Regions from separate parts of the Mus musculus genome. Here region 2 is linked to region 1. The links are chromatin loops, found by intact Hi-C in ENCODE. Cell type or tissue: left cerebral cortex. All regions are shown on one strand. Each heading gives the region's core, and the rest is flanking DNA. Links, peaks and the distances in the headings are about the cores only.

Region 1 (15,697 bases), core at 6,670-11,669:
CCATTGTCATCATGGTAGGGAGCATGGCTGCACACAGAGAGACATGGTGCTGGAGAAGGAGTTTAAAGTTCTACATCTGGATCCACAGACAGCAAAAGGATGCTGTGTGCCACACTGGGCTTAGCATGAGCATCTATGACCTCAGAGCACACCCCCACAGTACCACATTGTCTACAATGAGGCCATACCTACTCCAACAAGGCCACACCTCCTAGTAGTGCCACTCTCTACAGCCAAACTTTCAAATGCATGAGTCTGGGGTGGGGGCATTCCTATTCAAACCATCACATGTGTCAAATGGATCCCTTCCTCCTACTTCATGGGAGTGGACAATGACAGAGTTTGCTCTATGAGCAGATGAAGACAAGACTCACAGATGGTTAAGTAACTCACCTCAGACCACACAGGGAGAGGGGCAAAGCTACATCTGATCCCAGGCTGGTGGACCTGAGACCTTGCTGCTGCCATAGCATTAGACTAGATCTGCAGCCTCTTCTGGATGGCTCTCTGCATTTCTGCTTCCCTGACTAGCTTGACGTGATTGGAGAACAAATGCTCACCAGCTGTTAGGAGCTCCTCTGTGTAGGAGGAGTGCATGTTTACAGAGATAATCTTAAAACACTAGCTTGGCCAGCCAAGGAACACCAGTGGTGGCAGATCAGGTACCAAGAAATGACAAATATAATCTGAGATAGATGGCTAACGAAGAGAGAACCTTGATGTATAATCCTTGACATGGCCCATAATTACTCAAATGGAATTTTTCCCTCTGAGTCATCCAACAATGATTAAAAAAAAATCTCTTGCAGAATAAATTCCTTTCTCCCAAAAAATTCCACTTTAAAGTCCTAACCCCTTAGACATCTCTGGGATGACTCATGGCAGCCAAGGTCTTCTCAGTGGGATGAATGTTAGCATGAGGTTGGGGTGGGAACCAACCTTAATCCAGGATGACTGGCCTTTTGAAAGAAGACATAATTTAGACATGGGATGATGTGGGTGGAAGATGACATGAAGCCAGAAAAAGGTGGTGAGAGTTAATGCGGGAAACCTGGGATGGACACTGGTAAGGAAACAACCCTACCAGGTCTTGATCTCAGACTTCCAACCTCCAGCAATGGAAACAAACAAGTCTGTGTTGTCTAAGCCTCACAGTTGGTGCTATCTTGTTATATAAGCTAGAGCATTGTAATAGAGTAGTCAAGGGAAACATGGTGTCCTGGTGCCAGCAACCCCTAGAGGAATTGTGGGATGTGGCCTTGTGCCTTTATGCCTCTTACATCATTTTATTTGCTCACCACCACAAGCCAAGGATTACAGTATTATTTATCCCCCACCCACAAGTGACTGTCATGCACTTGTATTTTCCTAAAACATCTCCTCAGCGTATCTTCTGCCTGCTCAGAAATCTCCAGCAGCTTCCCTACTGACTTGAGGAAAAAGTTCAAATTCCTCCCAAGTAGTCATGAAAATGTCTTGTGAATTATAAAAGAACAAACATACTACCCAAGCAGCACACAGTCAAAGTGTGGTAAAGAACACTGGGAAGCCTTTCCAGAATGAAGAGGGACAGAATCACCTACAGAGACATTGCCACTGGTGACCAAAGGACAACGAGTGACATTATTGGGCTGGAGTAAGCAGTCAAGAGGGCTCTCTGCTCCTTCAGAGGACCAGAGTTCAATTCTCAGCCCCCATCCATCAAAGGAGCCTATAACTCCAGCTCCAAGGGATCTGATACCCTCTTCTGGGAACTATGCAAACACATACACATACTCAGACACACACAGAGATAAATAAGTACAAATTAAATCTTTTTAAAAGTAAGAATGTGGCAAACTCTTCCTGAGGTAAAAAGAATGTCTGAATGCATCTGAAATCCCACAGATTACCAAATAACCTGAGCTATACAGTGTCAAACAGTAACCCCCCCCCCAAAGAATCCAGAGAATTCTTAACAGGTATTACAGAATTCAATGCTTCCTAGATGAAAGATGAAGAATGTTGTTAACCTGGGTTTGGGAGCACATGATGGTTAGTGACTGTCAAGTTGATCAAGTCTAGAACCATCTAGAAGGCAAGCATCAGGCATGCCTGTGAGGGATCATCTAGGCTATGCTAACTGATGTGTGAGGACCCATCCTGAAAGTAGATGGCACCATTCTGTGGGCTTAGGTCCCGGAATGTGTAAAAGGAGAAAGCTAGCTGGACATTAACATCAACCGCTCTGCCTCCTGACTGAAGAAATAATAGAACCAACTCCTTCAAGTTCTGCAGCCAGGACTCCCATGAACTATGAGTTAAAATTATTCCTTTCTTCCTTAAGTTGCTTTGTCAGGCTGTTTTAATCAAAGCAACAGGAAAAAGAACTAAGAAGAGGTTACATCATTTTTATAGGATGAGAAAGCTAAGAAAGAGTATTTTATTAGAATCTGTGTGTATATGTGCAAGTGCACGCGCACACACACACACATCTGTGAGGGTTCATACATGTCACAGCAAGTACACAGTGGTCAAACGACAACCTGCAGGAGTCAGTTCTCTCCCTCCACCATGAGAGACTGAGCAATAGATCTAAAGTCATTAGATCCAACCTTCACTCACTGAACCATCTTACCAGACCTCCACCCCAGCGCTATGTGGCTCTGGGAGTTGAACCCAGACCCTTGTGAATGCTGGATAGGATTCTACTGAGTGACCAATATCAATAACCCTCCTGCCTTCACCCAGGTTTGATTGACAGCTCCATCCTAGCCAGAAGGAACATTTTTACCTTTCCAGTTGGCTTTAATGGCTACCATTATCTAACTTCTCACGTAGAGTATTCCTTCTAAAACTAACTACACACCTAACCATGCAATCACCAGCCCTTCCCTCTTCCCGTGTCTGGTCATTTCTATATAGCTCTAGTTATATAGAATAAAACTATTTAACTTGGTGGCATTAACTCTAGTCTGATTCCTTGAAGCCTTCAGTCTGCAGATGCTGAAGAGGACTCAGGCCCTGGAATCAGCCTGCAGTCCCTGTAGCATGCAGACATGATACGGCTTTTTCCTTTTACACTGCCTGTGGACACAGCCCATACTTCTGGCTTCTTGTTCCAGCTCCTTATTTGACCTTCTCTTGATAGAACTACAGATCTCCTCTGCTTTACTGGAGAGCTATCAATCCGCCTGCTCTTTGCCATCACTCTAAACACTAACTGCCACAGCATGTACTGTGCACTCATCAATTGACAGCAACCATCCTCCTGCAACTTGGGGTCCCTCAAGGGTGGTATCAGACCTCAAGGGTGCTAAGAGGAACACACTGCATAGCTCTGCTTTTAACCCTCTCTGGTCAGCATCATTTGATGTTCACAATCTTCCTTACTTGACCAGTCCTTCTTGGCAGCAACCCACAGGTACATGCTGGAATCACCCGGAGTGCCATAAAATCTCAGATGTTCAGGCTGCACCCAAATGAATCACATCAGAACTTCCAGGAGTGGGAGCCAAGTGCGCATATTTCTTAAAGATCCTGAGATGATTCTGAACTGCAGGTGAGTGCACATACAATTGCTCTTAGCTCTTCCTCCTGTTCCCACAGCACGGGCTACACAGCGATCAGCAGCAACTACCCCAGGAAATAATCCTGAAGTCAGAAAATAGAGATAAAGTGGTCCCCAGCTGCTCTGGTAAATGTGATGACTCAAACAACTGATATTAGAGGGGAAATTGCCAACTGTTGGGTAGAAAGTGGGTCAGAGCTCCGTGTTACATTCAAGCAACAGCTTGTAGTGAATTCTAATTGGGAATTAGGAAAGCTATCATAAACCTCGAGAATCCGATCCACTAATTATAATGGTTGGGGATGAGAGTGCAACCCCCGCCCCCCATCACAGCCCAGCTCACTACCCTGAGCTTTGTGACACCCTGGGGATGGGTCATTCCTCCCAAAAAGACATAGCTGCCTTGAATAGTCACATATATTAGTAATCTGCAGTGTGGGTGGTTAGCTCTAGAAGGCATATCCTGGGTAGGAGGTTGAATGAGCTGACCTTTAAGGTTCTCTTTAGTTCTGATAAGCCTTTGATTCCAGGTGACAAACCCGCAGGGTTCTAGAGAATGGTGGGAAGAAAATGATACACTACTGGCCTCAGTCACTGCGTTGTTCTGCAGAGCTCAAGCAAGCTGGGCAACAGGAAGCCCTGCTGCTTAGACGGGCACAGGCTGGACTTGGCGTTGGTGAAGGAACTTGCTAGCCTGAGATCATCACCCTCGCTTCAGAAGGTGAATGTGACAGCCAGGACAATTGTGGGTGACAGGCTCCTGCTTTCTGGTGGGGAAGGATCTGCTTTCCTTCCTCTTACTGGCTTCACAGACAACTAGCCATGAAGCCTGCAGGGTGAGCCCAGTAACCATAGAGATGCCTGCTTCCCTCTGGGGCTCCTTCTCCCGGGGACAACTGACTGCAGATTTCAGCACAGCCTACTACCAAATCACGTGTGGCTTCTTTCCAGCTTCAGGACTCCACTATGGGAACTCGGCCATGTTTGTCTAACTCGTCAAGACCCCCTTGTGAAAATCAGCCTTACAAGGGAAAGGCCGATGAGAGAGAGATTGAGAGGGGGCTTCCCAGTTGCTGAGAAAATGGAAATCAGAGAAGCGATCACCCAGAGATACAGGCATATGCAGGGAAACCCCACCTCCAGACACAAGGAAGCCCTGATTATCATGCTAACATCAAATAAACCGCAAACTGCTTTAGTGTCAATTGGCTAGAGCCTAATGCCAAGGTCAACGTCAGGCTTCATTGTCAACCCAGCCTGCTTAGCACCATGCATAGAGATCAAACTCTGAAACAAACTGCTCCCTTACCACCCTGATCAAATAGTCTCCCAGTATCTCACAGAAGTCAAGAGATGTAGACGGGGAAATAGTCCTCAAGGCTCCATCAAAAAATGAGTTGGCATACATCCAGATTTGGTTCTCCAGGGCTGGATAGAAAGTTCTAGCTCTGTGGTTCAAGTACTTACTGCAGCAAGCCTGCTGAGAACTGGAGTTTGGATCTCTAGAGCCTTCATAAACATCAGGTGGGTGTAGCATCTCATCTGTAAAACTGGCCTTAGGATATGAAGATGGGATCACCCAGAGCAAGACTACAAATATCAATAGCCTTTTTAGTTGACTTAAGAGAGTGCCGAATTAATTAGCCTTGGTCATGGTGTCTTATAACAGCAATGAAAAAGGTAATTAAGACACAAATGTACACCGAAGAAACTCCCTTCCAGACCAGGTAAACTGCCTTCCTCTCTCACCATCGCCCACACTCTGGCTTATGAGGCTTGCCCAGCCCACTTCCCTGTCATGTGGGCTTCAGTGAGGTGCAGGGTGTCTCAACAGAGAGCACTAGCATTTGGGATGAGGGAATTTCTCGTAGCCTGGGACTATCAACAGGCCCTTTAAAAACTCTAGCTCTTACCCTCTTAGACCTATGGACCATCTTCACTAGAGAACTCCAAACATGTTCTCATCCCTTTCTGAAGAGCCTAGAGTGAGGAGACATTGTGTTCCTTGAAAAGAACAAATGTTACCCCTGTTCCATATCTTATTTACAGACTCTGGTATAGCAACCCTCAGAGTTGTATGCCCACAACAAACACTGCATGTCAGGCCTGTTCCCCCAAGAAACCAGAACCCCCAGTACAGACGGATCCCATTGGTCTCACTGGGTGGTTGATATGGATCCTGGTTGTTCTTCAGAATATGGAGGCTGTTTTCATTGCTCCAGAGATTTAGAAAAGCAAGTCGATAGTATTCCTGGACTGTACATCAGAAAGTACCACTTTGTGTCATTTTTGAAAGGTTACAAAAAGTCAGGTTTGCTACCCCAGTTCCTGATTAAACAGGAAAAGAGCTGCCCAAACCATCCCCTTGGTTTGGCAAACAGGCTGGTTCTGTTCTTCTTAAATGGCTGGATAATTCTCTCATTTAATCATCTCTGTCACTTTACCTGTGTTGTCTTTGATGATTGCAAGTCCCCATCAGGTAAGCATATGTAGTACCCATATGATGGAAGAAGCTTAGCAATCAACCCACATCTACAGAAAAGTAAAAGCCATGGCCTGTGGTCCTGGGTTCAAAACATGTGTCCTTTATTATAGCTTAAGGTTGCCACACTTGAAGCCTAGAACCAGTTGAGTAGTTTTGTTTTAAAAACAGAAACATGCAGGTCCTCCAACGGAGGTTGTGGTAAGAGCTGGATGATCCTTCTGGAATTATCTAAGGATCGGCATTTCAAAACTAATGCTTTGGGAACCATCGAATCTCTACTTACTGTTTCTTTATGAAGTATGGGGAAAAAATTAAAAATAAAAAAAAAACATGTTTTAAAATGTGGTCTCCACGTATAGCCTAGCCAGTGCACACAGGGACAGAGTCTTTGCACACCCTGACACATGGAGCTGAAGATGTTTCCTGCCATCCCTGGGAGTGACTCTCTCATGCAAAATGGCCACCTGTGGAGATTCCAACATGGTGGTGACCTCTGATTCCATGCCTGCAACTGCTTCTTTATCCCTTAATGTGTCATTGTGAAGAGCATCTCTTGGAGGCAATTAAAATTACACGGCGCCCTGATTTCAATCCTCCCACAATCGTGCTAAATATTTTCCACTTTAAAAAAAATTAAGTTTTAATTAAGTTTTTTTTTCATCAAAACACCAGTCCTGCTGGTAATGTCAGGAAAGGCTGAGAAAGTAATTACATGCACAATCTGGTTTTGACACATCTTTTCTCCACTGGGATACTTCTGTCTCCTTTACTTCATTAAAACTCCCCTGCCACCTTAAGAAGGTTCTCTCTCTCTCTCTCTCTCTCTCTCTCTCTCTCTCTCTCTCTCTCTCTCTCTCTCTCTCTCTCGTTACTGTGGAGGAGAGAAAGAAGCAGGCTCCCTCCATTGTTGAATGGACCCAGCTAGGCACTCGAGTTATACCCAAACATCTTCCTCCAGCCAGCTCTCTTATCTGACCACAGACCATGGAGACTCCGTGTATGGTGCTAAGGCACTTTCTCCGACTCTTCGGCACTCCTCCTATGAACAGGTAAGACTCCACGATCCGTCCCAAATGTGATGTCGTCATGGCACCATGCGGGAGGGCAGGAAGACAGATTGCAACAGCTGGAGGTGAAGGGTGACTTCAAGACACAACAGAGCAGATGCACATATGAATTCACGGGAAACTTACAGCACACTTAAGACCTGCACAAGCTCAAGCCAGACAAACTCCCAGCATAGATAAGGGGATATGGGCATGAAGTCCCAGCCTTAGCTGGGGGCTGGGGAGGGGGGGTGGCGGCTACTGGCATTTGTTTGCTGTTGGGAGAATGAAAGTCAATTTTCTGATATGGTGTGATATCTGACATACTGAACACACTTCAGGGCAGGTGCCAGACCTGAGAGGAGCCTGCTGGCACAAACTTGACTTAAAGAAAGAGACAGACAGACCAATGGACAGACAGAGAGAGAGGGAGCGAGGGAAAGAAGGAGGGAGGGAGAGGGAGGGAAGAGGGAGGAGAGAGGGAGGGAGAGAGAACAAACACATTTAGTTGGGTGGGTAGGGAGGTGAGGAAGGATCTGGAAGGGGTTGGGGTGGTGTGGGTATGAATATGATCAAAGTACATTCCCAAAGGATTCATGAACTCATTATTACTTTTAAACTTAGACTCCAGTTGCTCTCCTGAACACAGCCAGCAAAGTGACTCACCTCAGATGAGTAGGATGCAATGGAAATGAGGCTTAGTAACTTCAGAATCTACATCATCAAAGATGACGTAATCTCTCTGCAACTCTCACACTACAACTTACACTGAATCACAGTTACCGAGCTCTGAAGGAGCCAGGCATCCACATGCAAAGGACACTAGCCCTATCTCAGTATCCTCCAACATCCATCCTGGACACAACAGTAAGTAAGCTTTGGTGATCTCACCCTAGTCTTCAAGATACACACTCTAATGCCAAGAGAAGCAGAGAGAGCTGTCCACATCAAGGCCTGCCAAAATCACAATTTCATGAGCAAAATACTTAAAACCATAGCTTGTGAGTTTCTTGTACATTATGAGAAATCTGGAATGTCTAGCATCCAGCCATACTATCTTCCTAAGATCCATTTATTTGTTGGACCGAGTAACAAATGGCAACTTTATGATGTCGCTCTGATGTGCTTCAAATTCAATATGCTCTAAATAAAACTCAGTCTTTTCTCTGATCCTTATTTTATATCCGCTTTCTCTGGATGAATGCTACAGCCACGAGAAGTCAGGAGGTAGGGTTAACACTCTTACTCCATAAATTCAACTGATTCCAATTCTATTGATCCTACCTCCTTTATGGCTCTGAATTCCACCTACTCATCCTTTCCTCATTGTATCCACCAACTCTTTGCCACCTGGCACCCGAACTACAGTGTGTCCTAATGGACTTCCGGTCATCAATAATTTCTTACCTCTCTATGGCCTTGAACAATACAATACAAAACAATACAATACAATACAATACAATACAATACAATAGCTCCAGCAGTTGTTATCCTCTACCTCCCACTGCAGTTGGCTCTCATTCCATGTTCTTCCCATGTCTTATAGGCTCCAGCATGGTGACCTTGAACAATCTTTTTGTTGCCCCATCTATTCCCTTAACACAGAGGATTGCCAAGAGCTGTTTCTCTACCCACAAGACAATTCTACACCTATTTCTCAACAAATCGACGATTGCTCCTTAAACATAGCCTCTTCAGGGAAGTCCTTTGCTCCCAGACAGACAAGATTCCTCCATTATATACCTCAAGAGATGATGATTAAGGAAACTTCTCCTAGAGATATACACAATGAAAAGGAGGAGGAAGCTAGCTCTTTCTTCTACTCATTTCTTGTACTTCATTTGCTGGTTAAAGAACATTTGTTTCTTGTGGATGGCTTGCGCTGCTTGTACTTTTATGTTAATTCTGCTCTCCCGGGAGAGGTTGTCTGGAATGAAGAATGAGTCATGTACTCAGGTGGCTTCTTGTGAACCAGTCCCCTGGTGAATAAAGGAGCCAATCACTGGGCGAGTGGGTGAGACTTCTGGGTTGGATGGGGGAAGAGAGGAAGCAGGAGAGAGTTAGGTCCTTTAGGAATGGGGACAGCATATGGGCAAGATCTAGCTGCTAGAGTTTCCTGGTATCATGGCAGATCCACAAGGATTCGCTAAGAGGAATCAGATTTTAATAAGGCTTACAAGATTAGGTTTTAGTTGTTGTATCCAGAGGTTGAGTGAACATTGTTTCTGAACTAAGTTTTTGTTGCATTTTTCCTCATGTGGAGGCTCCTCTGGGTTCAAGAGAGAAAGGTACAGCAGCAAAGCATGAGTTTGCCTGATGTGCACCACAAAGGTCATGGAGGATTTGGAAGCATGGGACTGGCATGGTAACGACCCGCCAGTGGGAACTTAGTGAGCTGGGTGAAGACATTTTGGGAGTGTCGGGCCAGAGAGTCTCCATGAGATAAAAACAGGTTGGCCATTGCCCCCAGTGCATGGCTGGCCAGGCCGCCATGGCAGAGATTTGGCAGCACGAATGCTGGAACGAGCTGGTTCTTCTTTGTTTTTTTTAATATTTCCTGTAACAGTTTCTGCCATGGGATTATACATAAGAGACCGCCCCAACCATTTGGTCAGGAGGTTATATGGAGGTTAGCAAAATGTTTGTTTTAATATTGATACAATTTATTCCCACCATAAGAGTTATTATTACACTAATGATAGATTTATAGGCAGCAGCTCAGGCATAGGACTTTTACAGGATTCAAAGTGAAGAATCCCAGGGATCTATGAAAATGGAGACTCATCTTCAAAAAGATTTCAAGGTTACTGAGACATTGGAAAGACTAGGAAATTTTTTTTCTGAATAGCTTTAAAGAATGGTGGCCCACGGCCAGACATACAGGATCATTTTATGTTTACAGGGTCATCATAATTCCCAGGAGCTTTAGTCTAGAAATTTTTCATTGTCAAAAGTCAGAGAAAAAAAATATAGCCACAACAAATTGGTCTGAAGTACACAATTTCATAAGGCTACTGTCTTCCCACTTAATCTTATTTTTTTAAATAATTTCCATTTGACAATGTTTGGAATCATAAATGGCAAAAACAAAGGGAAAGCAAACTAATATAAAGTTAGCTGCTCTTGAATCAAAAGTTTGCAAAGTTGTAGCCCATGTTTTGCTTTCTACTCGCTTTCAACAAACCTAACCATATCCCTTGGAGAACTTGCTCTATTTTTGAGATTTGGAGTCCAACTCTCTCTCTTCTAAGTCTTATACACTGCATTCTCCATTCATTCCTAATGTATTGAAGCCTATTTGGCGTAAATGCTGTGCTAGAATGAAACCGCAGGCCTGATGGATGCCTCATGGCCCCAGTTGATACTTCCCATGCATTCCCTATAAGGCTAAGAACAGGGAAGAGGGTGGATAAGAGGGTGGATAGCAAGAGAAGGCAACATGCCTTGATGGGCTTGGCAGAGCAGACCTTCCTGAATCATTTGGCCATTTTTGTTCAATTACCAGTAAAGTGAGTGACATGAGGTATATAATAGAGGAATCTTGTCTGTCTGGGAGCAAAGGACTTCCCTGAAGAGGCTATGGTTAAGAGGAGATTGTTGGATAGTGGAGAAATAGATGCAGAATTGCCTTGTGGGTAGAGAAACAGCTCTTGCCAATCCTCTGTGTTAAGGGAGTAGATGAGGCAACAAAAGGGTGAACTTCAACTCAGTAGAAACTATACCATAAGTCCAGGGCATGATGAAAGGTTAAGAATATTAGTTTTGTTGGGCTGTGGTAGCATAGGCTTTTAATCCCAGCACTTGGAAAGCAAAGGCAGGCAGATCTCTCTGAGTTCAAGGACAGCCTGATCTACAGAGCAAGTTCCAGGATGGCCAGGGCTACACAGAGAAACCCTGTCTCAAAAACAAATGAACAAACAAGCAAATAAAAGACTATTAGTCTCCACCCAAGACTGTGTCTGGCTCTTATTTAGAGATAGACTGACAGACTTCAGATTTCTTGGTTTATGGGTTTCTCTTGCATCATAATGGGATGCTTAAGTCTGTCATCTCTCACCTGTCATTAAGATATAAGGCTTCACCTAGGTAAAGAGATAAAGGAACTGAACCCTTGTACCACATTTACTGTTGTAAGTTGTTTCTCAATACATCAGAAGATGGACGAGGCTAGTTTAGTCATCCAGTCTTCCAAAGTCTCATCTCCAAAGAGTTATACCCCAAACCCCTAACAGACTATCAGCAGTCTGCTGCTGCTGGCTCCCCTGGGAGAGAGCCCTCGACCAAACAGTTGCAACACCACAGTTGTTGCGTCCTCTGATACACACCTGAGAAATTCACTAAGCAGACAGAAGTGACTTCACAGAGTCAGGGAACTTCCTGTGAATGATTTTCATAAGATGACGCAGAGGAGAGGGCCACATCATATATTTATCTTAATCACTGAAGGGTTCTCATTTATAATTCATAGGTATTTAGACTGCTTGGGAATCCTGATTAAAAAGGATGGTTTTATTATTATTATTTTTATTCTTCATTTTCTTTTACCTCTTCAAGACCACAAGAAAGAGGTGACTCTTAAATGTGTTCTAAGGATAAACTGTTCCCAAAATAGAAGTTGATGCCCATTAATTACAGTGCTATCTAAGCAGTGCTTATAAAAATCATCATCACTCTGCATAGGGAGGAACATATAATTCTGTCCTAACCTCGTGCATTTAACAGCTGCTTTCAAAAGCATCAGAAGAGTAATGGTCTTAACAGCTATGAGATGTGTCAATTCTTCCCTGTTAAAACTCTGGCTGACCAGCTCCCCAAAGTTAAGAGAGTAGACAATGGTGAGCAAGAGGGCCCTATCAGAGGAGAACAGGCATTCCGTATTTAATGGATACAGATATTAGTTGGGCCTTCAACATTACCCTAGCTCCTTAGAGGAGTTTTTAAACATGAAGCAAACTTGAATTTTAAAGATTCTTAGTTTTTCTTTTAATTTAAAAATCTAAGTTATTTTAACTTAATATAAAATGTATAATCCAGGAACCCTGGTGCCTGGGACTATTTCTGGCATTGGCGTGCACTACAAGGTCATACGAGGAACACAGAACCATGTCTGGAGTTGCTGTTACATCCTGTGGGATCTCAATCAGGAGCATTGCCAACAGGAAGCAAAGAGATATTTTAAAGGGTGCACTGGGGAAAAGCATCTTTGGGGAGTATGAGAAGTCCTCAGGAGTTGAGGACCCTCCCTGGCTTTATGCTCTTCTATGCTATGTTTAGAGGGCAGGCTCAAGGGCAGCCCTAGGATGAGAGCGTGCCAGAGATCAATTTCTCTCTTCAACCTCAAAGTCCTTCAGACATTGACCAAAGAACCAACTCCTAGGAAAGGAATGGAAGCTCAGAGTTGTGACCATGCTCTCTATAAGGGCACTGCGGCTGACTGCCCACCATAGAGAAAGGGTGAACTTCAGTTCCATGCCTGAACTTCCAGCTTCCAAGCCTGGAAGCCCCAGAAGCTCAGGTATAGCATGTAGAGAAGAGACAGACGCCGAGGAACAGTTGGACCCCAGAACACAGTGTTCTTGAGTCATAAAGGGATCGGGGAAAGAGAGATTGGAGCACTAAAGACTATGCTACCTTATTTAGCTGGGCATTGCTCCCTCCTGTGTCAGTAGCTGGAGTCAAAGATTGGCTCTGGCAACTCTAGGTGAGAGCTTTAACCAACAAGGCAGCCTCAAAATATGATCAAGAGTCTGGATGTCTACTTAAAACTTAAACAGAGAATGACTGTGGCTTTACTCTTAAAACACTTACCACCTGACTAGGGAAATATGGCACAACCGGTGGAGAGTAAAGCAGTGTTTAAAACAACTGGCTGCACACTGACAAGGAACATCGCACATTTTACTTGGAGAGACTTCAGTGGTCAAACAATATTGCCCACATTAAAATCAAGTCCACACAGGTGAAGGAATGAGGGAGACAGCCCACTACAATAGTCCAAACTGTTCTGTACCCCAGACCCCCAAGGTCCAGAGCCGGTCTGCACAAATTCAAAACCTGTCAGGCCAAGGTTGGAAGCCAGCCCAAGAAACCATTGGAATGCCCCTGCGGCCTCTTCTAATGTGACCACATGGAATAAATTTTTCCTGCTTCACACTCTTAATTTGACTGTTTTAGTTGGTTTCTCCAGGATCAGTGGCCAAACTTAGGCTCTTGAAGGCACAGAGTATCCCCCAAGTATGGTGACACTCAGGGATAGTCCCCTTTCTCCTATGGAATATCTGCCAGTGATCCAGCTGAATGTCATGCTAATGTGTGGCTGTTGGTGGCTGTGACACATCATGTCACCTTCACATTCAGGGAACAGCTTAGCAGTGAGGAGGTGACTGGCAAAGGACATGCAGGACAATTCCATCAAGAGACACTAGAGCCTTCTCATCTTGGCCTTGGGAGAGGAATTTCTCATCTTTATTTTGGAATGGCTGGGTGACATTTACAAAAGTAAATAGTTTCCTTAACACGTCTCATTGAAATGAAACAACTGAAAGTCAAGTGGGAAAAAAAAAATCAAAGCCAAACCCTGACCACTTTTATGTGATTTTGAATTTGTTATTTAAGTATGCAAGTGTAGGTGCAAAATACTAAGTGGTAGGGGGAGGGGGGGGGAGAAGAATCTGCCTGAGAAATGCAAAGCTTTCTTACAGAGAATACTAAAGAGTTACGTGTTCTAGATTCTAATAATGTATTCAACACATGCATCCTTCCTGTGTTTCCTTTCTCCTTGCTGTGGATTTCCCTCATCCTATTGTTGGATAAATAGGCAGAAAATATAAATAAACCAGTGCTTAGCTGAAGTTCTACCCTATAAACAACTTTAATTGTGTTTTAATGCTTAGTAGACTCAGAATTTCTTCTTTGCTGTCTGCTCATTATAATAAATTTCAAAACCCAAATCAACATGCTTTCCTTCCGCAGAGCCGGCAGCTCTTAATCCTTTGGATGCCTAGGCAGAAGGCATGATTGGGGATCAAGTAAAGGCACATAAGTAATGTGGCTTGGCTCACACTGGGTCAGGGCTGCAAACATATATTGCCTGATATATGAGGTAGAAAAGGAGTTTCCTGGAAGGCTATTCAAGGTCAGAGAGAAGACAGAGTATTAGAAAACCCAGCAGAACTGGGAGTGGCCAGGCAGTAGGTCTTTCTCAGAAACAGTCCACCTGAGGTACCAGCACTAGCCATCAACATGGTTGCCTTGATACTTTCCCCAGGTGTGTGTTGGTCTCTGTAAGCCTTCTCTGAGATCCAAAGACCAGAGAGTGGGAACATGTGATTGGCCAATAGTGTCAGATCTTAACCAGGGAAAATGCAAAGGTGATTCTACCAGAAGAGGGTGAGGGAGGCATAACCCCTACCTTAGCACCGCCCCCCTACATATGCACACCTTAGCACACTCATGTTTCTGAGCTGCTTGGGAACCATTCGTCTTCTCTATCCCTACAGGCATCCTGGTTGATCTGACTCGTTGTGGTCCAGCTTTCAATATAGCAGGTGATGGAGACTCTATTCTCATTCACGTTATGCAGCAAGCCCCGGCAATTTGATGATTATGTATTTATAGTGTTTTATAGTGAAACTTTATGTGCAGTGCTTTCTATAAGTGTGACATTGTGATTTATAATGCGATAGTATACATTTGGTCTTCTTAAGAGTTTCTTTAAAACCTTGGATTCTTCAGTGTGCTGAGTTTTACTTCTGGTACTAATTAGATTATTAGGTGATAGGGTTAAAAGAGCTTACAGCTATAAAATTACAGCTTGAGATTGTCATTGTCTAGGGGCTCTGAGGTCCTAACCTGAGATCTTTATCTATAGGTGGGTAAATGACGTTCAACTTGGACTATATTAGAAGACATCCACGTGGCTTCCACTAGAGAGCTGCAGTAAGTGGTGAACATGGGAACTGAACAATTTCCCCTCTCACTTTCAGGTGAAGACCTCTAATATTGACCATATTGGTCTAATATAGGGCTGCCTGTTGGCAGAAAAATTATCTCCATGTCACACAAGGAATGTGTGAACACAGTGAAAGTAGCCTGGCAGGTCAATTTCTTTTACAAAATACTGCACAATGACTGAAGCCAGGCTAATGAATGTACATGACCAAGATGGTCTCTGTCTTTTTTTCCTAATGCGCTGAGGAAGTCAACTGATCCACACTTGCTGAGGTTCAACCTTCTAATGTATTCCCAACTAGTTGGCTTGGAAAGTGACATCAAAAACACAACAAAGAGACCCAGGGAGGGGAGGGGAGGGGAGGAGAGGAGAGGAGAAGGAAACACATAGCCATGGAACCTGTCTGTAAGGAAAGACTGAATTTCTCCCGCTGCAGAAAGGATTTACAAAAGAGGGTGTATAAGATCTCCAGAACATGACCGAAGTTGGGAAACTGGAGCTGGAAAGCCAGTAAGGAAATCCAGCTGTATCCCACAGGGTCCTTAGTCTGGATTGTTTGAGAATCTGGAGTTCCCCAAGTTTGGGCAAGACTCTCACCAGTAGCTATGAGCTACTACAACTCAAGTGCAATCCTTTGTTGAAAAATGCATGCATGAAATTCTCAA
Region 2 (15,697 bases), core at 5,700-10,699, 91 kb before region 1:
GTTAATTTGGGCTTACAGGTTCAGTGGGCTTACAGTTTCAGGGGATACAGTACATTGTGGTGGATGTTGTGGGGGAGGAGTGTGGATGTGAGAAGAAGCAAGCTGGTTACATTGTATCCATGGACAGGATAAATGCTTGTTCTCAGCCTGCATTCTTTTTTTCCTGCAACCCAGAATCCCACCCCACAGAATGATACCATCCACATTTAAGGAAGAGCTCACTTCAGTTAACCTACCCAGAAGTCCCCCATACACAGGTCCAGAGCTTGTCTCTCCCAGAGCTCACCAAGCTGATGATCATGCTAACCATTATACCCACTGACTGGATTTTACCTCTGTGTACCCCAGGCTGACCTCAAACTCACAATCCTCCTACTTTGGCCTCCTGAGTAGCTGAGACTACAGCTATGGCCTGTGTCTCTCAGCTGAACTCTTCTGTTTTGAAAACACTTGTCAATGTTTCATATCTCTTGGGATATTTGTTTACTTCAAATGCACATAAAAGCAAAGAGCACAAAAGAACCATTTTAATGCAAGTGTGTGTATGCACACGCATGCAAATTCAAGACAGAAGGATTCTAAGAGAATTTGCATAAGGAGAGATTGTGGGAGACTTTGTAGAAGAGTTGTGAGGATTGTAAAGCACAGGGAAATAAGTGTGTTCCTGAGCAATTGTTCCACTTCTCTGTCTTCAGTTGACTCAAAGTGTTGGCCTCATAGCACTTCTACCCACAAGTCCAAAAGGCCACTGAAGAATACAATTACAGATGGATCTGTCACTCTGTTCCCATGCCTTGGGTCATTTTGTGTGTCCATCAGAGAATACCACAAATTGGGTAGTTACCAAAGAAAAGACAAAGGCTTTGTCTCATCATTACTGATGTTGGTAAATCTAAGAGCAGGAGGCTGTGACTGGTGAGAACTTTCTTGATGTGTTGCATGTAGCCTGGCGAAGGTGTCATTACCTCTTATCATCATGGTAACGGTCAGAACACATCGGTGCTGAAACTTTACAGCATGATAACTCATGATAACTAACCCTCGTGCATCCTCACTTACAAACCCACTCATGAGGCATGACCTGATCTCTCTTCAGGAACCACTTCCCAATGCTGCTGCCTCGGGGATTGTTTACAATACATGAATTTGGAGGGAAATAGAGAATATAGAAGTGATGGGGCTCAGGACACACAACCCCAGCAACCTCAAAGATGCTCTTTTTTGGCATAAGGGTTATTTTTCATCTAACCAGTTTGAGAATTTACATGCAAAGGAGGCGCTTCACACTTTTAAAGGAACCCCCCCCCCCCCACACACACACACTGTAAGACTATGTCACTCTCTGACTTGAAGGAGGGTGACCAAATCTTTAAAGATCCTTCAGTGCAAAAGACCTAGGTGTAACTCTGCTTGAATCCAACCTTTCCAAGACTTTTGTCTTCAGTGGGCTTTCCCCAACATCCTTCTTTTGCTAAATGGTTTCACTAAACCATAGTGGTTAACTCTGAAATCTCAAGACAGTTTTGAGCAGTGTTTGAGTGTGAATGTGTGTGTGTGTGTGTGTGTGTGTGTGTGTGTATGTTTGTGTGTGTGCTTCTTGTTCATCTGTGCTTTGTTATAGGGAGTTCCAGCTCAAAGTTAATGGATGATGGGTAGGGAAGACTCTTTTCCTGTCCCTTAAAAATTAGCTTTGCCAAGATGAATGGCAGAGTTTTAGTTGATAATCTAATCAGGAGAGAATGGAAGGGAGATAGGCAAGATCTATGTGGCCAGCACGAGGTGGGCAGAGATCTCAGCAAATTTGAAGCCGAAGAGATGGCCCAGTGGTTAGGGCATGTGTTGCTTTCACAGAAGACCCGGGTTCATTTCCCAGCACCCACATGTGGCTCCTAACCATCTACAACTCCAGCTCAAAGGGTCCTTACCACCATCTTCTGACCTCCAAAAGCACCAGGCACACATGTGGTACATACATATAAATGCAGGCAAAACATCATATGCTGTGTGTGAGTGTGTATGTGAGTGTGCTCACGTGTGTAACACACATGTGGTACACACATATGAAATCCTTTTTTTAATCTAAAAAGAAGAATAAATCTCTGTAAATTTTAGGAAACCAATGTGAGTATGTACTCACATTGAATTTGAAATATGAACTCTCAAATTTATTTAAAATTAACAACAAACTCAATACACATTAATGGCAATATAATATATGTAATATATGTAATTTTGTGAATTATACTTTCCTTTTTTATTTATACATTTTACTTTTTTCTTTATACCTTTTTTTTTTGGTTAATTACTTTTCTAAATAAATAATTAAAAAAAAAGCCACATGGATCCTGGCACTGCTTTCTCTTTCTTGAGCATCACCTCAGTGGCTGGCTTAATGGGCCATAGCTGGGTTCTCACATTTGTTTCCACACCCCATTTACTCTGATATTACGTGTGCCATCGGATGTCTATCTGAACAACTCCACCTTATACATGGGAAAGGATAAATGTTAGGAAAATCACCAGACCACACAGAGCTTCTTGCAAAGGTCACAGGGACTCCTAGAGACCCCTGGATCATTCTCTGAGAACTGCTGGCCTACAGGACATGTACAAAGACAACTTTCACTACTGCTTCCATGGATCACCTAAGTATTGTGAAGTCACTATGCATGCAGGGGAGGGAGATTCAAACTAGAAATTTAACTCTGGAACTGATCTACCCAGTCATGTCTTTGGAGTATTTGAAGACAATTTTATGGCCTTGAAAACCAGTGATTTAGGAGAATGGCCAATTCCCAGAATCATGACTTTCCCAAACTGGCTTTTCTAGCTCTTGATTTCAAAAGCAATAAATTTAAGACTTGTTAAAAAAAGAAGAAGAAGAAGAAAGAAAGAAAGAAAGAAAGAAAGAAAGAAAGAAAGAAAGAAAGAGAAAGAAAAAGGAAGGAAAGAAAAGAAAAGAAAAGAAAAGAAAAGAAAAAGAAAAAGAAAACCAGTGATTGCATTTGGTTCCCCAACAAAGTTTCAGAGAAAATATGACTAAACAAACGATAGTGATTCCATATAAGTTAGGGGAACATGACAAAGTTTTTAGGGGTAGAATTGATGAGGAAGGATTTATGTTGGCTACTAAGGGCATGTGTCTTCAAAAGATACTTCCAGGAGATATGTTTGAGGGGACTCAGGAGGAAATAGGAAATATAACTCAGACTTCCCAAGAAATCACATCATAATGCACAGAAGAGATTAGAAACATGAGCTGCTATAGCACCACGCAACCTGGGATGCTGTATGTGTTAGGGGAGTTCACAGCAGAGAATTGAACGGAAATTATCAGGAGGCCCAGTATAGACTTTTACAGAGATCTAAGAATTTTAGGGAGGGCGTGTCAGGAGGAATAGAGGGGAAACAGACTACCAACAAACTTATCCCTGGTAGAGACATCATTCATTAAAACAAACTGTAATGGAACCAGCAGGCTGGCTCAGCACGTTAAAGCACTTGCCATCCGTCTTGAAGACCTGAGTTTGATCCCTAGGACCCACCTGGTAAAAGGAGAGAACTGACTCCTGCAAGTTGTACTCTGACCTCCACACACATTCTGTGGCCTGTATGTGAGTTAATTTTAAGAAATGAGTAGTAATAAAGAGCAGTAAAGAAGACTAAAAAATAGTTCATTCTAAAATGATGGGTGTATGGAAGCCGGTTACAAATTGTTTTAGCACAAGATGGGAAACATAATGAACTAAAAATTATTTCACTGAAAACCAATTTTTATACAGTATATACTGATCACAGTCTCCCCTCCCTCAACTCCTCCAAGATCCCCCCTGTGGATTGATCAATTTCAGTGGCATTAAAAATTTTCTTTAAAGAAAGGAGAGATGCATAAAAGAAATCCTTCCATGGTGAGAGACGGTGAGGCAGCTAAGTGGGTGAAAAGACTTGACCACGTCTGGTTCCCAGGAACCTTCTCAGCTGACTCACAAACATCTGTGACCTTTGGCCTCCGTGGGTACCCATTACTCACATGCACATACCCTCCACCTACGTATAATTAAAAATATAATAAACCTTTTAAAGAGAAACACTTTCAAAAACATATTTAAAGTTAAAGACTCACACAGAATATTGAAAATTCTGACTTGTTCATCTTGGCAAATGTGTAAGTACTGTTTATTTCGAACTTGCCTTTGAAAACAGAAATATGAACTGTAAGTCTGCAGGAAGGCGTATAAGATTTACAGAGCTTACTGTTAACTCCTGAATACCTGAGTTCATTTCCTGGAACCCACAGTCAAAGGATAGAACCAACACCTAAAAATTGTCCTCTGACCTCCATATACACTAACCTACACAATAATAACAATAATACTGGTAAAAAGCAACAGAAACCATACACCATCAGGACACTCAAATGTTTTCAACCCTCATGAGCTTACACTGTACTGGGACATATGTACTGTCACACATAAAGAGCCAGTGGCTTGGGCTGGAATTCTTTGAAGCATTTCTATGTGGCATACAATGCGTCTTGAAGGATAAGTTCTTTATGTGCTTTAGTCTTTGCTAAGACTCAGTGATCATCACCACACTTGTTCAGAACTCAGCAGCAAAAACATCTTCAGGGGAGAAGTCTAATGTCAATTATGGCAAGGCTTAGGATACCATCCCCTAAGGCATCACCTTGTCCTTTTGAATAGTTTGAATTAATGGAATTTGAAGGACAGCATGTGGAGGAAGGAGAGCCTGACCTTCTCTTAAGACAGGTCATACAACCTTCATTGGAGAGATGGTCCCCTTGTGCAGGAGAAAAAGACCACCCTTATTCCCTGAGACTCAAGGGCACAAAGAGGAAGCTGAGGCCACAGATGGCTCATGCTTCTCCCTCCATATGAAGAGCGGGCTGTAAGCTCCTTCACGTGACACAGGAAATAGCATCTCCAGGCTGCTTTTTGCTCTTGGTGACTATCTAAAATGTCAAGAGGTTGTATTGTATGTGAGTATGGTCACGTGCACACAATGGCGTACGGTGTGGAAGTCAGGACAACTTGGACAAGTCAGTTCTCTCAGTCTTTGTTTACATAGGTTCCAGGGATGGATTTAGGTCACCAGGCCTGCCATTGGTGGGCATCCTTCATGCTGAAGCACCATCTTGCTGGCTTATATTCTAACTCATAAGCAGCCTTTGGCTTTGAGTGCAAATGCAGAAGCAGAATGACTTTTCACCTCATGCATGTGCACGTCACCATCGGTCTACCCAACCTAAGACACAGACTGATGAATCGCGTAGTCCTCAGAAGGCAATGGTTCCACCTATGAGCTTATCAAAGCAGACCAGAGACATGAGAACACAGACCTATTCAAGTCACAGCAGAAAAACCAGGCACGGGTGATTACTGTACACTCGAGACCAAGCAGGCTGAACACCCTCACCTGGACTCCATAAAGAGGATACCTACTATTATGATCATGATGGCCTCCCTGATCTCTTGTCATGTGACTGTGTGTGTGTGTGTGTGTGTGTGTGTGTGTGTGCAGATTGTAAGGGTAGGGTGATAAATAGAGTTAATATTAGAATAAAAAAGTCTATATTTGCCAATGGCCAGCTGTCGAGGGAAAGCAGGAATACTTGGGCGGATTGCAGCCGATAAAATCAATGTTACCTGTGAGTTTGTTGTGATTCTGAGTGTGGAAGGACACAAGGGTGCACATATGCCTTTGGCATTTCACACTCATGACATCCCAATGTACTTTTCTCATCCATCCCATCGGTCTATTCCTCTTCATTCTCCCTGAAACCTAGAAATTAAAACTCAAGACTTAACTCCTTCTGTTACCATAGTCATAATGTCTCAGAAGCCAAACTCTGAGTGCCCCATAAGGCAAGTTTGGCCACTTGCCCTATGAAAATCAAGCAAAAGTAATGATGGAAAGGATTCCCATAATCAATATGGCTATTTTGGGGAAGATGGTCTACATGAGCTCCCTGGTTATGGGAGGGAGGGATGATAGAAACTGTGTAGACTTGGCCGTATTGTGGTCTGATGATTACTATCTCAGGATTGGTCAACTCAGGATATAGTCATTCCTGCCAGGTGAGAGGCAGTAGATTCTATTTCAGCCATAAAATATGTATTTTATGGCTGAGGTAGCTCCATGGCTAAGAGTGTTTAATGCCCTATTCAAGGACTGGGGTTTGTGTTCCAGTAACCATTTTGCATAGCTTACAAGTGCCTATCACTGCAGGTTCAACAGATCTGATGCCTTTTCTGGTCTATGTAGGCAATTGCACATTTGTACATGCATGCATGTACACACACACACACACACACACACACAGACACACACACACACACACACACACACACTAAAATAAAATCTTTTTAACAGATATTTATCCATAAAGTGTTGTTTCTGACATCCAGGGTGAGTATAGAAGAGAATGAGACAACTAAGAAACCAGATACTAAATAAGAGGAGAGAAGCCAGGTTTTCATTCTGACCCAATTGACATTTGTTAGCCCAGAGGATGTCACTGCTCATAGCAGTTGCAGCCTCTGTTCTTGTTTCCCATGCAGCCATTTCCTTATGAAGGTTCTATGTCCCATAGATGTGTGTGCAATAGATGGGTATGCCTTTTGTCTTCTTCATTTGTTTTCTGTTACAGGGACCAACAAGCCCGAGGCAGTTAGAAGGAAAAGACACTGTTCCTTGTCTTTGCTCATACCCTCTAGACTCCTGGAACGAGGCGGTAATAAAAAGCAGACAGCCGCTGAGGCTGTTTTATTAGCGTTTTAAAACTTTGTGCACAGTGTGCCTTTACTGCCTGCACCAGGGACTGGCTCACCTTGGTTTCCCAGCGATGCCTTGAAAGTGGAAGCTAGGATGGTCCTCCCAGGATGAACGTAGGCACAGGCATGAGGGAGCACTGATGCCCCTCCACCACCTTTTGTCTCCAGACAGTCTGAGACAACTAGGCTCCTGGTATGGAGGTGGGGGTGGGCCGTGATGGTGGTAGGTGGATGGTTGCCTGTGGAGCCAGTCACAGTCTCCACTAGGAAGTAAAATGGTTGACATTAAGCACTCAGGTACAGCTGATCCCTCTCACCTTAGGAGGCAGGGAAAGTGGAAAGCACCCACCCAGGAAGGCATGGGGGGGGGGAACACACCTTTGTCACCCTATGGGGTTATAAAAAGTACTGCTTGCTCCCTTGTTGGGTGCAGGGGATTAGATAGCTGAGAAGGTTAGTCTGAAAGAAAATATCTCTAAATTAAAAGAAAGAAGGAAAGAAAGACAGGGGGAAGGGAGGGAGGGAGGGAGAGAGAGAGGGAGAGAGAGAGAGAGAGAGAGAGAGAGAGAATAAAGGAAATACACTGGCAATTCTCAGTTAGGTCATATGGGCAGCCTTCCCTGTCTTGATGTCACTCAAGGAGTAGAGTCTTCAGGGGCTCTGCATGACTCCATATGCTTAGCTGTTCCTAGGGTAGACTGCCAGGGGACTTTTCTGACTTGCTAAATGCAGCTGCTTCTCTGTCTTCTCTATATAATTAGATTCGCTGAGCCAAGCCAACAAAACATTGAGGATTGAAATTCAAAGGAAGCCTCCAGGAAACCTTTGGAGAGTAACATTTCTGGCTCTGAGCTCCCAGTTTGCACTCTTCTCTCTCTCTCTCTCTCTCTCTCTCTCTCTCTCTCTCTCTCTCTCTCTCTCTCTCTCTCTCCCTCTCTCATAGACTGATAGACTGAATTGTATTTCCTTTGTAGCTTACTCATAGTGCTGAAGATTGCAAGTCACTTTGCCCTAGACTGTCCTAGAACAGCTGAATCCATGACACTGGGCAGCAGGAGGTATGAAGGTGAGCACAGGTCCTTTTCCTAGGGCAGGTTTGAGAGACTCTTCCTCTAACAAATTAGAAGGAACCAGGTGGTTTCCTGGGAACAACGCATTCACCCTTTAGGGTAAATGTGGATGAGGGGGAGAGAGTTCATCTGGCTAGAAATATCTTTTCACCCAAGTGATTTATGACGAGCAGAAGGCACAAGCCAGAAGACCGTGAACACTGCTGTGCAGACGTGCAGCAGAGAGCCAGTCCCAAGAATGGCACTGCAATAAATGGTGAGCAGTCCTTTAGAGATGTGTAACCCATTTTCTCCCACCATGCCTTTCCATTGACGCTTTCCTATTGTATCAGCCACAAAGCTACAGGAAGATGCTTGAAGCAAGGGTGGTTGTCCTGGCCAAGACTCAAGGAACTGAGATTTGCTTCAGTAATAACCATTTCCTAGGTGAATCCTGAGTGAGGCGTTCATTTGGTTTTACATCCTTTGTGCTCTTAACTATGGATCCCTAGTCATAATGCTCAGAAGTTTTAACCGTTCCCACCATGACTTCAATTTGAAATAAATGAACTTGGTGTTGAGTAACATACAATAAATTCTTTGAAAGCTGCAAGCCCTGTTCACTCAATACAGCTCTGCCCGCATTTGCCTATTTTGTCTTAAGTAATTGTCATTCCATATGAGAAAGGCCATAGTGGATCAGAGACTAGGAGCAGTGGCCAACTCCCTCATTATAGAATTCCCTCCTTCTTTTACCTATGAGGCAAATTGCCCTTCTTCCTTGTCCATGTTAAACAAAAGGAAGTGGGGGAGTACTAGATTTTTCAAAATACTTGCTGGCTGCAAAAGACCAAGGGATGAACAGTTCCCAAAGATTTCTACCAGATGATGTGTGTGAGACCTTCCACTGCTGGCATTCTACTGGTAAGGAGGACTTTGGGAACTTTTGGCTGCACTGATCAGGTTCCACAGCTTCAAATCAGTAACATACATGTGCCCTGGGTATTGCTTATACAACTCATCATACAACTTAATTATCACAAAGGATAGAGCTAGACAAATGACTCCTTACCAACATAGCTGAGTCCACAAAAATTTATCCTAAGGAGGTCTCCCAGGCAGCTGTCTATACATATGCATCCAGTTGTGGCCATATATGAATTCTTTTATTGATGAGAACATGTACCTGGACCCAAAGGATCAGCCCTGCCTCCTTTGAAATGAGCAAATACATTGATATTGCAACCAGAGTTTTAGGGAAATGCTTGGCCTCTGGCAGCACAAACAAGCTAGGCAAAGGGACCTGTCCCAGTATTCAACCTAGGAGAAGTGTAACACTGAAAGCAGAGAGAGAATTATTCAGTGTGGGCTACATCGGGAAGAGGAATAAATCTAGCATTCAGTGAGCACATCCCTAGTCTATCTTTGGGTCACAGACTTATGTAAAATAAATAAAGAATTGGGGCAAGAGTCTGGGAGCACATATGATTAGGCCATTGTGGTCAAGGTATGCTCTTAGTCTTCAAAGTGGTCTAAGGATGTCATGTAGCTGTTAATGCTTCAGATCTGGTTAGTTATCAAAACACAGCTTTGCTCTAACTTTGGCCTTGCTGTGGTTTGAGTACGGCCCCTATGGGTACGTGTGCTAATAGCTTGTTCCCCTATGCAATTAGAGGGGTTGACCATAGAGGATTGGGGCCTAGTGAGAGGTGGTTTGTGGGGCTGCCTTTAGAAGGGGTGCTGGCTGTCTGCAGTGAGATGGCCCTTGTGAGAGGGAGCTCTTACAAAGTGAGGCCAGCCCACCCACTTGCCTCGACTCTTCCTGCACACAGCATGGTCCCTCTTTGCTTTTTTTTTTTTTTTTTTTTTTTTACCATGTTGTGACATAGGCAAGGAGGCCTTCACCAGAGGCCGGCTCAGTGGGAGCCAGTGCTGAGCTTCTGCTCTCCAAACTGTGAGCTAAATAAATCCCTTCTGCTTACAAAGGTCCTAGCTTCAGGTATTTGGTCATAAATAGAAAGTGAGTCATATAGGCTTGCTCTTTCTGTCTCATGACCTTTGTTTCTACCATGTTACCACACAGTATGGATTCCTTGCCAGAAGCTGGAGCTATGCTAATAGATGCCCAAGCGTCCCAGAACCCAAATGAAGCAAACCGTGGTTTACAAATTACCCAGAGGTTTGGGTGATATTGTGCTTAAATAGAAAAAAAAGAGAAGGGATTAAGACAACCACTCAGAGAGTTTCCTGTAAGTGTAGCAGCTATAGTGACATACTGCCATGCGCTCTGGTCGAGTCAGCTTAAGCCGAGAGGCTTGAAAGTCACTCATGAGGCAAAGAGCTTCAAGGAAGCTCTCCTCCTGGAGTCTGGCGTTCCCTCTAACCCATACATTAATTTTCCATTCCCGAGTTAGTCTAGTGTATGGACCCACGTGCTCTCTTTCAGTATTTTCCTATTATAAGTGCCTTTTAAGATTGAATTCTGACATAGCTAAAGCCTTCCACCAGTGTTCCAACAGTCCTAGAACACCCTTAAGCAAGACCATGGGCTTGAAATTCAGTAAGAATGTAAAAGCCAAGTCACTTCCTTACACAGGAATTTACCATCACTAAGGAAGAAGGAAGTTTCAGACTGAAGAAGAAACCAGAATAGATACTTAGAACTATAGCAGAGTTACACCCATACACACACACACACACACACACACACACACACACACACACACACACACACACACGTATTTACAATGGCCTAAGGGAAAGGTGGACTATACAATGGACTAAAATAGGAACTATGGCAAGGGCATGAAGCCCTTGACCCTGGCTTCTAAGATTAAGCGAATCTTAGGTGGAGCCCTTTTTGATCCCAGTTGTTAACAATTAATTCTATCCCAGGTGGTTCCCATTAGACCTTCTGTGTTTGCATTCCTCTGTTTTATGTAAGAATCCAGTAACCTCTTTGTACCTTGCTGGTGTGTCACCCAACTTCCTTATTGTCTTCTGCATAAAAAGTCTGATGATCAATTTGACATTACATTCAGATTCCACACGACCTCTCCTGTGTGCGTCTGTTTGTCAATTCATCCTACGCTTTGTCCATCCGGGACTAGAGACCCGTTCCACGCAGACAAAGGGGCCCAGAGGGTCTGCGGCAACATACTATACATTTCACTAGCATAGACAAGCCCAACAGAGCCTGCAGTGTAGAAGGCTGCTTCTCACTGAGGACTGAGTCTGCATCCCCTCCAGATGTTTTGCCTCTAGCTCTTTACCGAGTTGTCTAGAACAGTGTAAATAAAGCCTCTTCCTTCTGTCAGTCTCTCTACAGTCAGTTCCTGTATAGCCCACCCCAAGTTAGAAAAAGAAAAAATGTGTCTTGTTCAGTATAAGCAAAATGAAACTTGGAAATGAAATAGGACATACTTTGTCATTATGGCATAGCTCACCCATCAGATTCCCACGTCTAAAACTATGCAATGCTGGCGTGTGGACATAACTGTCTGGTTGGACACATGCAGCAGGGTGGCTCTAAGGAGACAGGCACTCAGAAATGTGTTTAGTGGGCCTGTACCTGGCACCCTTTTCTGGAGGGTGATGTTCGTGTTTTTACATCTCATCATTAGGTTCTCAAATATTTATTTGAAAAACCACCCAACACACTACTTACTATTCACAAGAACAAATTACAAGTAATTTATATACCTGATAATAAAGACCAGCTAAATTAAATATCATAGGGCAATTATGATCTAAATTGTCTGACTATCCATGCTTGGAAAGGTATCTAGAAAGAAATACCTTAATGTGTAAGCAGCTCATTTTCTATAACCTGGAGAATTACAGGTATACTTTTGCCTTTTAGAGTGAAAAATGAAAACAAGAATAGGAAAAAAGGGAAAGACCAAGTTACAGAGAAAAGAATGAAAATACGTTATAATCATTCCTGGACTCAGTATACACCAAAGAGGTGGGTCCACTCCAGAGGGGGTTAAACACGTTTTCAGGACAAGGCACTGGTGCCTGGGGTGCATCTGTACAGTGGGCATTCAGCAGAATGGCACCCCTATTTGATGAACATTATCCAAGTTCCCATTAGACACATAGATTCCACGTCAAGCCATTTCTGCTCCTAGGCCCTCACTTCCTTTGGACAACAGCACATCTGCTGTGGTTTGTTTGGGTTCCATCTTGAGAATGGGTTTTGGGAATCCTAGGCTGGTATCAAACTTATTTTGTAGCAGAGGATGACCTTGGTCCTCCTACCTCTACAGTGATAGGGATTATAAGCATAGTTGATGATCATTTTATAGGGCATTGAATCCAGGGCTTCTTCCATGCTAGGTAAAGCACTCCACAAACTAGGCTACATCCCTAGCCACAAAGGCATACTTGCAACAGCTGGAGTTAACTACAGCTTAGCACGTTGTCAGAAGACCCTCTGGCCTGGGTGGAGACCTCGCATTCCAGGTGGGCTAGTTCCCTTCCTTTGTGTAGGGGGCCATTCCTAGGTGGGCTCACTTTATCCATGCTGAAGACGTGGGAAAAATAACTAATTTTTTCATGAGATTCTGTGCTTTCCCTCACCAGAACTCCCACACCTAGTATGGAAGCCTTAAAGGCTGTAGCTTTGCCTGCTTTTCTAAATTGTTAGGAAAAGCAAACAAGCAAGCAAACAACAACAACAACAACAACAACAACAACAACAAATCCTACCACCACCACCACCACCAGCAGCAAGGTGTAAGTTTTCCTTTACCTCTTTCTATATCTTCTCTACACATGGGCTTTCCTCCCAGTACTTTTTTGTTTCTTTATTCTGTGGTCTTCAACCTTCCTGATGCCATGACCCTTTAATACAGTGCCTCATGTTGTGGTGATTCCCCACCTATGAAATTATTTTCATCCCTATGTCATAATTGTAATTTTGCTACTTTTACACATCATTGTATATATCTCTGATGTACAGGATGTCTGATATAGGACCCTAAAGAGGCCAAGACCCGCAGATTGAAAACCACTGCTCTAACATGTCTCTTCTACCATGTGCCTACTTGTCTACCATGAGTCAGATTCATGCCAGTTTTGGTGGCATGGCCTATCTGCCCCCCACCCCCTCCATTTACCTCCAGGAAATTGCTGAGGTCTTACTCCTTGCTTATGCTGAAGCTTTTTTTTTTTTTATTTTCCTAAACACTAATAAAATTATCCCTGTGCTCCCAGCTGAGCTCGTTCTTAAATTTTTTATTAATTTGACAAACAACCCTATAGAGTAATCAAAATTTCTCCTGTATCAATTAAATAGTTTAAACTTTTAGATACTAAGCCAAGTGGTGTATATGTATGTGTACTGCTAGTTTTGTTTCAACTTGACACAGCTGGAGTTATCATAGAGAAAAGAGCTTCAGTTGAGGAAATGCCTCTATGAGATACAGTTGTAAGGCAGTTTCTCAATTAGTGATCAAGGGGGAAAGGCCACTTGTGGGTGGAACCATCTCTGGGCTGGTATTCTTGGGTTTTATAAGAGAGCAGGCTGAGCAAGCCAGGGGAAGCCAGTAAAGAACATCCCTCCATGGCTTGTACATCAGCTCCTGCTCCCTGATCTGTTTGAGTTCCAGTCCTGACTTCCTTAGTGATGAGCAGCAGTATGGAAGTGTAAGCCGAATAAACCCCTTCCTCCCCAACTTGTTTCTTGGTCATGATGTTTGTGCAGGAATAGAAACCCTGACTAAGACAAATTGGTACCAGAAGTGGGGTTTTCCTGTGACAACCTGACCATGTTTTGGGGAGGACTGTGGAAGGACTTTGGAACTTTGGGCCAGAAGATCTATTTGGTGTTAAGAGCTCTGTCAGATGTTGTGTAGGAGCTTGGAAGATAATGTTGAGAACACTGCAGAAGATGGAGGCCTGGCTTGTGAAATTTCAGAGGGAAGATTAAAGACTCTTTTTAGGGCCATTTCTATTTTGATTGGGAAGATTCTGTGGTTCTGGTTAGCTGGGGATGAAGAATCAGCTGTGATTAACAAGATACCAGAACTACTAAAGTGAAACTTTTGCATTACTGGGACTATTGATGCTGGTTAGCTGGAGCTAAGAAATTAGCAGTGATTAAGAAGAGACCAGCATCGTTGAGGTGACATCTTCTGAGAAGTGTTTTTTGAAAGCACAAAGCGGCTGTGTTCCAGAGATAGCCAAGGTTGTACTCCTGCTGCAGCGGGGCTTGGTAATGTGTAAGGATCACCCAGGTGGTACTGGTTTTGAAGGCATGAAGTGGTCACGCAGAGCAGCTGAGGCTCAGCACTGTGAGAGGCCATGGAAGGCCATTGGTGAAGGTGCAGCCTCAGTTGCAATTGATGGCCCAGGACTGAAGGGGTCATGCAGTGTTTTGGAGATGCCAGTACCATGAGATGATCACCAAGACCAGCAGCAGTGGAGTACAGGCATCTGGAGCCTAGAGAATGATGTGTGTGCTACAAAGGGCATAGTTGGAGAAGTGACCCAAGCCCTTGAAGGAGCCCAGAAGATTGTGAGTTGGATTCCAGACATTGGATGGTTGGAGATTGATTTTTGCTTTTGATTGTGACTGTGCCCTGATATTTTCCCTCTTGAAGGAAGAAACTATTTTAGTGGAGCCCACAGTTAAGAGACTTTTAATTGTAAAAAGACTTTGGATTTTAAAAGAGATGGATATTTTAAAGAGATTGAAATTTTAAGAATATGTAAAGACTGTGGGACATTTAAAGTTATTCAGATCTTGGGGATGAATAAGAATGTAAGGGTTGAGGCTTACTAGTGATGTGTTTGTGTGTCAAGTTGACAAGGGGTCAATTGTACTGGCTAGTTTTGTGTCAACTTGACACAGCTGGAGTTATCACAGAGAAAGGAGCTTCAGTTGAGGAAATGCCTCCATGAGATCCAGCTGTAAGGCATTTTCTCAATTAGTGATCAAGGTGGAAAGGCCCCCTGTGGGTGGGACCATCTCTGGGCTGGTAGTTTTGGGTTTTATGAGAGCAGGCTGAGCAAACCAGGGGAAGCAAGCCAGTAAAGAACATCCCTCCATGGCTTCTGCATCAGCTCCTGACCTGCTTGAGTTCCAGTCCTGACTTCCCTTGGTGATGAACAGCAGTATGGAAGTGCAAGTTGAATAAACCCTTTCCTCCCCAATTTGTTTCTTGTTCATGATGTTTGTGTAGGAATAGAAACCCTGACTAAGACAGTATGTATGTGTATATATATATATATGTGTGTGTGTGTGTGTGTGTGTGTGTGTATCTGCTACAAAGTACATTTTAATAATAAAAAAAAACAATTAAAAGCTTGTGTCAAAATATGATTCACTGCTGCAATTGGAGGAAGCATTGGCTATAAAAACATCTGTCTCCTATATTGATATGGAAGCTTAAGCATTTATTATTTCTAATTGTAATATATACTGTAAACATTCCCAAGTATGTGGGCTGTCTGGATAGCTCAGCAGGTTAAAGGTGCTTGCTTTACCTGATGACCAGAATTCACTCCCTGGAACCCACAAAAAGACAGAGGGAGAAAACTGACTCTATATAGTTGTTCTATGACCTCACATGCATGTGATCACATATACTTTGTGCATGCACACACACACACCAACATATACACAATGATAATGATAATAAGAAAGTTGTAAAAGGTTCTTAAGTAATATGCATACTATATTTGTATCAACAAAATTAATCAATGCAGCAGAGCAAGGCACCAACAAGGTTATCAGCTTAATTAACAGCAATAACTGCTAATGAGATGCTGTTCCCAACAGCCTAAAGAGTCATAAAAGACTACGCTGAGGCTCAGGACCACAGCTTTGCACCCTGGGTGAGATGG

What was found. A loop is a pair of places that touch in the nucleus more often than their neighbours do. Peaks named below come from ENCODE experiments on the same cell type or tissue, not always from the same donor. Only the 100,000 strongest peaks of a DNase experiment are listed, where the experiment ranks them.
Region 2: a loop joins it to region 1, with 2.1 times the contacts of the local background. A loop is called at or near these places in 2 of 42 quality-filtered maps.

The regions. Positions count from the first base shown.
Region 1 is chr12:82,808,259-82,823,955 of GRCm38, reverse strand. The region is part of intron 2 of Rgs6 (regulator of G-protein signaling 6); the gene reads right to left. Among named protein-coding and RNA genes, the nearest start is that of Gm22149, 44 kb to the right of the region's middle. In left cerebral cortex, for the core only: no CTCF peak of the experiment used is centred there; DNase peaks (open chromatin) are centred at 7,785 and 9,018.
Region 2 is chr12:82,897,805-82,913,501 of GRCm38, reverse strand. All of the region lies in intron 2 of Rgs6 (regulator of G-protein signaling 6), which reads right to left. Among named protein-coding and RNA genes, the nearest start is that of 1700085C21Rik, 34 kb to the left of the region's middle. In left cerebral cortex, for the core only: no CTCF peak of the experiment used is centred there; DNase peaks (open chromatin) are centred at 6,979, 7,518 and 7,944; H3K27ac peaks cover 572 bases.